Linked DNA regions of Homo sapiens: region 2 is linked to region 1. Evidence: chromatin contacts called from ENCODE Hi-C or POLR2A ChIA-PET data. All regions are on one chromosome and are shown on one strand. The core of a region is the stretch at or near the end of the contact, and the rest is flanking DNA. Distances in the headings are between cores, read along the strand shown.

Evidence for each region. A loop is a pair of places that touch in the nucleus more often than their neighbours do. ChIA-PET counts read pairs that join two places held with the same protein, here RNA polymerase II (POLR2A). Pooled maps may share reads with other maps.
Region 2: a loop to region 1 is called in a map with no recorded cell type, with 6 times the contacts of the local background. The contact joins two enhancer-like sites. A Hi-C loop is called at or near these places in 2 of 37 single-sample maps with no recorded cell type and 4 of 50 pooled maps. POLR2A ChIA-PET finds 5 or more read pairs at or near these places in 2 of 52 experiments (OCI-LY7 and activated B cell).

Annotation. Positions count from the first base shown.
Region 1 is chr3:182,788,110-182,792,295 of GRCh38, forward strand. It overlaps ATP11B-DT (ATP11B divergent transcript), which reads right to left. Exons shown (of 3, transcript NR_187316.1): 2 at 41-317. Among named protein-coding and RNA genes, the nearest start is that of ATP11B-DT, 3.2 kb to the right of the region's middle. Within about 2 kb of position 1,267, at least 3 of the 41 ENCODE cell types and tissues checked have a DNase peak (open chromatin) inside an H3K27ac peak, as active enhancers do; they include OCI-LY7, where a contact is called at or near this core.
Region 2 is chr3:183,535,142-183,539,670 of GRCh38, forward strand. All of the region lies in intron 1 of KLHL6 (kelch like family member 6), which reads right to left. Among named protein-coding and RNA genes, the nearest start is that of KLHL6-AS1, 11 kb to the right of the region's middle. Within about 2 kb of position 2,494, at least 10 of the 41 ENCODE cell types and tissues checked have a DNase peak (open chromatin) inside an H3K27ac peak, as active enhancers do; they include OCI-LY7, where a contact is called at or near this core.

The DNA.
Region 1 (4,186 bases), core at 17-2,516:
GAAGGTACAGAACATATTTATGTTTTGTGTACTTTCTCACCTTTCAAAAAAGTGATCATTTTTGTGAGTTCTAATTCTCACATTGGCTTTGAGTATCAGTTCTGTGTAAGCATAAGTAGCCAAAAAATAAAGATGAATTCATGTAATTGCCCACAATAGATATATTTGAGGAATTTTCAAGAAAAGATGCAAATATGCAATGAGATGTTGTTTCTGATGAAATTCTTCACAAGGTGATAAAATATATAATCCTATTCAGTAGAGAAAAGTTTGCTTGAAGTCTGTTCTTTCTTTGCCTAAAGTCTGGTCTGGAAATCCTGAAATGATAATCAGAAGGAAAATGCTTTTTAAATGGAATAATTTGTAACCTAGTACTAGATTGATGATTTTGAGGAAGTGAAAAGTTGTCCTTTTTTTTTTTTTTTTTGAGACGGAGTCTCACTTTGTCACCCAGTCTAGAATGCAGCTGTGTGATCTTGGCTCACTGCAAGCTCTGCCTCCCGGGTTCACACCATTCTCCTGCCTCAGCCTCCTGAGTAGCTGGGACTACAGGTGCCTGCCACCAGGCCCGGCTAATTTTTTTTATATTTTTAGTAAAGACGGGGTTTCACCATGTTAGCCAGGATGGTCTCGATCTCCTGACCTCGTGATCCACCTGCCTCAGCCTCCCAAAGTGCTGGGATTACAGGCGTGAGCCACTGCACCCAGCCAAAAGTTGTCCTTTTAAAAAATGAGATAGAGCAGATTCTGATGCCCATCTGATAGCTCCATCACTATAGAAATATTTAGGGCAACAGATTGGCGAGGCTGTGTCCTTCAAGCAGACTGACCCTTGAAGAGTTCTGAAAGGCACACAACAGGAAGTGCCCTGGATCTAAATGATGGTGACCACCGGTCTCACTGCATAGTTTGGGATCTACTAAAGTTATTCAGTGTGCTTGGCTCTATATCACTTTGATGTTTTTCTCCATATACTCGGTCGTTGGCTTTCTTAGTTCATTTTACATTTACTGAGTACTCCTTAGACGCTGTGGGTACCAGAATGAATGAGCCACAAATGTCGACCTTAACAAGATCATAGTCTGTGCTTCCTATTGATGGTCCAAGATGTTCTCATCAAGAAAAACAGCCCTCTTTGTTTTGTCTGTGTTATAGCTGAGAATACTGTACTGAACTAGGAGATGTTTTTCTCTTGGGAATGATCATGTCTCACAGTATAACTAGCACAGAATTACATTAACAAGTTTACTCAACAATAAGAACCATATTTACCATTTATTCAGTGGTTGTTATGAGATGCTGGTAAACTTACTCTCTCGGAGTTTCTGTTACTTCACTTGGTACAGCTTAACTTTCCAGTTTCCCTGCATCACAGCACAGCTTCCTGTAACAGTTTGTTACTTCTGGTTCTTTGCCAGTCCAGCACTTTTCAACTTAATGTTTCACTCTTGCAATAACTTCCTATCTGACCTTTCTTCTCTCTCCAACCTATCACATATAGTGTCAATGGACTAGTACTCTGATTTCATCCTGCCATTAACCTGATCAGAAAATTCCAGAGATTGCCCATTTCCTGTAAACTCTTATGACTAGACAGAAACTCACCCCACACTATGCCTCCCCTTACTTACCCAATCTCACCTCTTATTACACCAAGTTAGTTGTACCTCAAACATCTTGAGCTTTCTTGACTCTGTATTTGCTCCTGCATTTCTTCCTGTTGGAAAGTCTTTCCCTCCTACCTTCATCCTCCCACTTCAAGTTCAGCTTAAATTCAGCTCCTTTCTTCTGAAGCCTTCCCCAACTGCTATTGCTCACATCAATTTTCTGAAATGAGTGTCTACTGTCAGTATAGTTCTTCAGGACTTAATCCCATACTGACTTGGATTGTTATTTAACTGATTCCCCTCTGCAACTTCTTTTTCTAACTAGATTTTAAACTACCCAGGGAAAAGAGGCTCACCTTAAAAGTTGCCTTTGCGTCTCCTCCTAGTTTTAGGCAGTTGTTATGCATACATTTGATGCTCAACACATGTAAGAAATAAGTGTGGATTGAATGAATTACCACTGGCTCCAAGCATTTTTTTCCCTTTCCTTTATAGCTGGTGCCTGCCTTCTTAAGTCCTTAAGTTCTGTATTTAGCCATCTCAATGTTTTTCAAACCTTTCTAACCATAACCAATAGGAGGAAATTGCTTTTATATTGTGACCTGATGTACATGTGTATGAAAAATTCACAAAACAATACGTGTAAGTACTTACTCTGTGTCATGTATTCTGCTGTTTTCTATTCTATTTTTTAAAATACAGATCATGACACACTAAACTGATTTCACCACCAGGTGGTTATACTTACAGTATTGTTGGGGCTCAGAAATCAACATCCCAAGTATAGTGTTTTGACATGCTGAACTGAAGAAGCCGCAAAATCTCTCTGGCCTCCCCTCTTTGCTCCACCATCTCTCCCAAAGCACAAGATGAAGTTGAAGTTCCTTTATCTGCCCAAGATCTAGACCCATCAAAAGGAATAATTGTTTTTCCTTCCCTTCCTGTAAGACCAAGAATGTAATCACACCTAATAGACCCTTTGACAAAATAACATACAAGTTAATTAATCTCTGTTCCCTGATCCATTCATCTTCCCTAGTAACTTCCTCAACAGAATTCCTCTTCTCCCCACTCCCATAACCTGTTTTGCCAGGATGGTATATTAGCTTGTCAACCACTTAGGGGGTTGGCAATCACTCTATGATTCTCCCCATGTGCACACTGTGTGCACATTAAGTTTATATGCCTTTTCTCTAATCTGCCTTTTTCAAGTTGATTTTTCTTCAAATCTTCAGAGGGCCAAGGGGAGAGCTTTCCCTTGACCCCTGCAGTATAAAAACGCTCTCCTATCTTATGCTCCTTGTAAGAACATGAGGTGTATAGTACTGCTCTTAAAAAAATGCTTAAAATGGCCGGGCACGGTGGCTAACGCCTGTAATCCCAGCACTGTGGGAGGCCGTGGCAGGTGGATCACGAGGCCAAGAGATCAAGACCATCCTGGACAACATGCTGAAACCCCATCTCTACTAAAAATACAAAAATTAGCTGGGCATGGTGGCGCACCTGCAGTCCCAGCTACTCGGCTACTCGGGAGGCTGAGGCAGAAGAATCGCTTGAACCCAGGAGACGAAGGGTGCAGTGAGCCGAGATCAGGCCACTCCACTCCAGCCTGCCGACAGAGTGAGACTCCGTCTCCAAAAAAAAAAAAAAAAAAAAAAAAAAAAGGCTTAAAACACTACCTGGGCTGCTCATTCTGTTCCTGACAGTTTGAGCTTCAATTTGATCTTTACATAGTTACCCTGAGATTACTTCTTACCATATTCCACCAGAGCACTAGGAATCAAGCCCTTCCTTCTCCCAACTTCTTCCTTTTGAAATTTGGGGCACAATTAAATAATGATACACAAAGTATTCTCCAGATCGCTATTTCTTATGTTATCTTGAAAAATTTTAGCGGCATATAAATAAAAATTTCCAGGCCTAATTTGTAATCAAACCATTTGCAGATGAATAAAAGTAGGCATGGCCATATTTTTATTTTTGGACGTAGCTTAAGAACATGAGCACTATTGCCTGACAATCCAGAATCTGAATCCTAGCTTTGCCAAATTAGTGTGAGCCTCCATTTCTGCATCTATACAAAACGGGAATAATACCTACTTCAAGGGATTGATTGGAGTTAAATTACAGCATACAAGTAAAGAACTTGATACAGGACCTGGGTGCTCCATGAATGGACACAGTGCTCCATGAATGGCAGTAAGGTTTTGTCACTAAATATATCTCAAAACTTCCTTTTAGGGTCATAAAGTAAGGTTTAGCCACAAGAATAAAAGTAAGATGACTTTTCAAATATCTAGCTATTTTTTGAAGTTGGATGATTTATAATATAAAATTCCATGTTGGTTTTACAGATCATAAATATCCCCAAAGAAAGATTCTATTTGTGGTGCTGGATAAGCATTATATAGTAAGAAATGTCTACTGAAACTAGAAGATTGAGGATGCATATTCAACGACCTGCCTAGTCATGCTAATCTCATTTAGATTTGTTCTTGCTTAATTTTTTTTTTTTTTTTTTTTTTTTGAGACGGAGTCTCCTTCTGCCGCCCAGGCTGGAGTGCAGTGGCGCCATCTCG
Region 2 (4,529 bases), core at 1,244-3,743, 750 kb after region 1:
ACTATGTTGGTCAGGCTGGTCTCAAACTCCTGACCTTGTGATCTGCCCGCCTCAGCCTCCCAAAGTGCTGGGATTACAGGCGTGAGCCAACGTGCCCAGCCTTATGCGTATTTTATACTTAAAGCATCTCAGTGCAGAGTAGGCACAATTCAAATGCCCAACAGCCACATGTGGCTAGTAGCTACCATATTAGACAGTGCAGCTCTTGCCATCAGTCCTGAACTCAGGTGTTGGGGTCACCCAGACCTACAGTCATCTCAGGAGGCAAAGCAAATTTCACCCTCGTGAATGTCATATAAATAAATATATGGGAAACAGGAAGTTCAGCAGGACAGGGTGGGCACTAATTATGGGGTCAAATAAGCTTCATATAACTGAGGCAACACATCTCTAGAGACCCACCAACATGACATTTAGAAATGTTATTTCACCCGGACTGTGACTTGAAGATTAGTGAGAGGTTAATTTGGTTGAATCTGTATAATCAAGTCTAAAGGAGGGATGTTCCAATGGTTTAAGTTAATGCTTTGCACTCCAAGGAGCTCCTAAATGAAGTCAATGTGTTTCCCATGTGACATATTATTGGGCTCTCTAGGGTCATCTGGACTCTTAATTGGGCTGTCACTGCTAGCCACGGCTTCCGAATTCTTTTTGAGACGAGTCTCGCTCTGTCGCCCAGGCTGGAGTGCAGTGGCACAATCTCTGCTCACTGCAAGCTCTGCCTCCCGGGTTCATGCCATTCTCCTGCCTCAGCCTCCTGAGTAGCTAGGGCTACAGGCGCCCGCCACCACGCATGGCTAATTTTTGTATTTTTAGTAGAGATGGGGTTTCACCACGTTAGCCAGGATGGTCTCGATCTCCTGACCTCATGATCTGCCCCCCTCGGGCTCCCAAAGTGCTGGGATTACAGGTGTCAGCCACTGTGCCTGGCCCCAAATTCTTGTTTGGAATCACAGTCACTTAATAACATGCTGCCCCAGCTCAGCCCATGTCTGACCGGGCATCTGGATTCCCTGCAAGCAGACCCCCTCTGCTAGTGACGTAAGGGAACAGGGGGGCAAGACAAGGGGGGGAGGAAGCCCAGCAAGACAAAAGTCATGCAAAAAGTGGCTTCAGCCTGATCCTGCAGGGACCTCTGGAAAAGACACTTCTGAATTGTCCCACCAGGAGGCAAGGGCCGTGATACTCTCTGACCACACTGACTGTCTTTGGTTACAGGCCATCCAGGAGTAGGTAAATTCTCCAGCACATCTGGCTTTGTGTATGTGTGAGTTTGCATGTGCACAAGCCAAGGGACTTCCGGGAGCCTGGGGAGGGCAGGGGAAAAAGAGCAGCCACCTGGCTGTTGGCAGGCAGAGGAGGGACTGGTGTCTAGTCTGACCTCTGATGCTCACTCATTGTGTGACTTAGTGCAAGTGAGTGAACCTCAGCTTCCTCATCTGTAAAATGGTATAATAGTCCCCACCTCAGTGAGCTGCACAGAAGAATAAGCAAGATGAAGTACACCAAGGCGTTAGCACGATACCTGGCACCTCGTCAGCACTCAATCAGGGAAAGTATTTTGGACCAAATCAGAGGAATCTTGGAAGGTTGGTAGGAGACACTTAGGGGTAAGTGGACCAAGCACCACACTGACTCACAACCCTTATCTCTTCAGCATTTGGCCGGGTGCGTATCAGGTAACTGCGTGTCTGACTTGCTGCATTGCTGTCGACCATGCATCCAGAGCAAGCATAGGGCCAGCGCTGTGCACGAATCGGCCTAAACATCTCAGCTCAGTTCGTGGGAGAGAAAGAAAGTGCCCTCAAGACAGTGTCCTTCTCTCCAGGGGTCTTTTTAACCAGCTTTGACTCCCCAAGGCCCAGCATTTCTCTGCTCCCTTTGAAATATTTTCATGAATTTTCTGCCACTTAAATACACTACCCTGGCCATGGCCACCATGCTGAACATGGGTAAGATGAAACTAAGGGGAAATCTGCATATTCCTCATAGACTATACTCCCAGGCCTCCTGCTGCTCCTCTGGGAGATCCATGGACACACTCAGACAAAGCTTGGTCCCCATGGGTTGTCAGCAATAGAGTAGGAATCAGAACCTAGGGCTTCAGGCTCTGAATCAGGAGCTCAGCAGTGCACGAAAACCAAGAAAATCAGCAGGAGTTCAAGGCCTTTTGCGGGGGATCAACTCAGTGTCAGCGCTCAATGGACCAGCCCAAACTTTGCTCTCTGAGAACACAGCTGAGTTGGTTGCTGACAACTTATCCTGTGGCATACATGCAAGATATTGTGTAATAAAAACACTTTCTAGAAAGACACTGACCAATTCTCATGAGATTGTTGTAAAACAGAGGTAGCTAGGAAGATCCTCATTTTACAGCAGAAACAATCTCACAGCAGCATACCAGTTGCCCAACACTTGGGCGGTGAGTCAGTGCCCACCCCAAAATAGAGCCTGACCCAGCAAGCTTGTCTCCCACAACAGTCATGAAAATATCCACAGGCCCAAGAATCTCCCAGCATGAAGTCAGGCCATGCCACAAACACTGCCTGGCCACACGCCTCTCCATTCTCCACCAGGCTTCCTCACCTCAGGTCTCTGCCAAACATCGCCTTCTCAGAGAGGCTCTCCCCGACACTCCCCCTAATCTAAAATCGCCACTCCCTCACCTCTTCGCTTCCTTTATTTTTCTTCATAGCTCTGCACATCCTGAAATTAGATTACCTATCTATTTGTTAATTATTGTCACCCCACTAGAATGCCAGCTGAGTGAGGGTGTGCCATGCTCAGCACTGTATCTAGGGGCCAGAGCAGTGCCACCACCAAGTAGGGACGGTCCCTAGGGAAAGTGAGTGAATGAATGAATCAACCAACTTGTCCTTCCTAGTCCCTTTGCACTTGCTTTTGACAGGAATCTGTACCTCCAAGAATTATCAAATATATCTGGAGGATGAGGCCCTCCACCGCCACTAGGGAACTCCTATCACACTCCCGAGTCCAGGGCCTAGAGCTTGAAGAGGACACTCGAACATTCAACGTACCTGCACTACTTCAATGAGCTCTACAAGCTCCTGTAGTTCCTAAACTTCACCAACTCAGAATATTTCACCCAGCCCGACTCCATTATAGCTGACCCCTTCCCTAGAACTCCACACCTCTGAACTCCCTGCCTCCTGTAACCCTAATTCTAACCCTATAAACAAATACCCACACCTATCACTCCCACTATCTCACTCCTACACCGGCTCCACCTGTCTGCCCCCTGTTCTGTCCTTCCTCTTATTTCTTCACCATTCCCCGTTTATACCAGGAACGAACTCCCCTGTTTCACTGAGATATTCTGTGTGGCGGTGGCTTTAACATCAGTTGCAAAATGAGTTAAATTCTACTTAAGAATACAATGTCCATATGTATACAATCAGTTTAAAAGTTTTTTAAACTAGTCAGCATGTACTACACAATGAACACTATTGTTAAGAAAGGATTATTGGATATAAACACAATGAAGTCAATCAAAGGGGGTTCCATTGCAAAGAAAGCAGGGAGTCAGCAGATGCAAGTGTGACCTAGCATGACATGGCATCTCTCTCTATGGTCCCCAGCACTTCTTAGTTCAAGGCACCAAAACCTGAGCCAATACTAACCAAGGGAAGCACTTAAACATTCAGCTCTGCCCTGTTTCTGAGCTCAAGCTGTCCCCTAAGTTTTATCATATGGATCCTGTCTCAATACTGGAGTCCTGCTTACATCCTTGGCCTCAGATACTCCAGCCTCAAGAGGTGGATCTCAAAATGTGTTCCCTGAACCAGCTGCATCAGAACCTTGGGTTGCTTATTCAGAATACAGAATCCTGTACCCCACCTACCTTAGACTTACTAAAGCCAAATCTCTAGCAGTAGGGCTGGAGGTATGTATTTAATTAGGTGTCCCTGGCTCCGACTCATAATTCCTTTGCAAAGCAAACTTTGAGAACCTCTGCCCTAGAAAGAGGTCACCCCTACTTCCTCCTGAGAAGGAGACTGAATGAAGATCAAGGTCATGGAAACAATTGGCCATAGTGCTAGGGAAGATATGTTTCGGAAAGTCCTCCCTCACTATGGATCCTTCCTTTCATCTTCTAAGACACAGCCTTCCTAGAATTCCATGAGGCCTATGGCTGCCTCCCGAATCAGGTGGCAATCCCATTCCGTTTGCCAGCTTTGCTCCAAACTGACAGAGGAGCTGGAAGCCTACAGCTGCCCCGATCTGACTCTAAGCATCAGCAGGCCTCAGAATAACTCCCTTCTGTGGGCCAGGCACGGTGGCCCATGCCTATAATCCCAGCACTTTGGGATGCCGAGGCTGGCAGATCTCGAGGTCAGGAGTTCAAGACCAGCCTGGCCAACACAGTGAAACCCCATTTCTACTAAAAATACAAAAAATTAGCTCGGTGTGGTGGCGGGTGCCTGTAATCTCAGCTTCTCGGGAGGCTGAGGCAGGAGAATTGCTTGAACCCGGGAGGCAGAGGTTGCAGTGAGACAAGGTCGCACTAC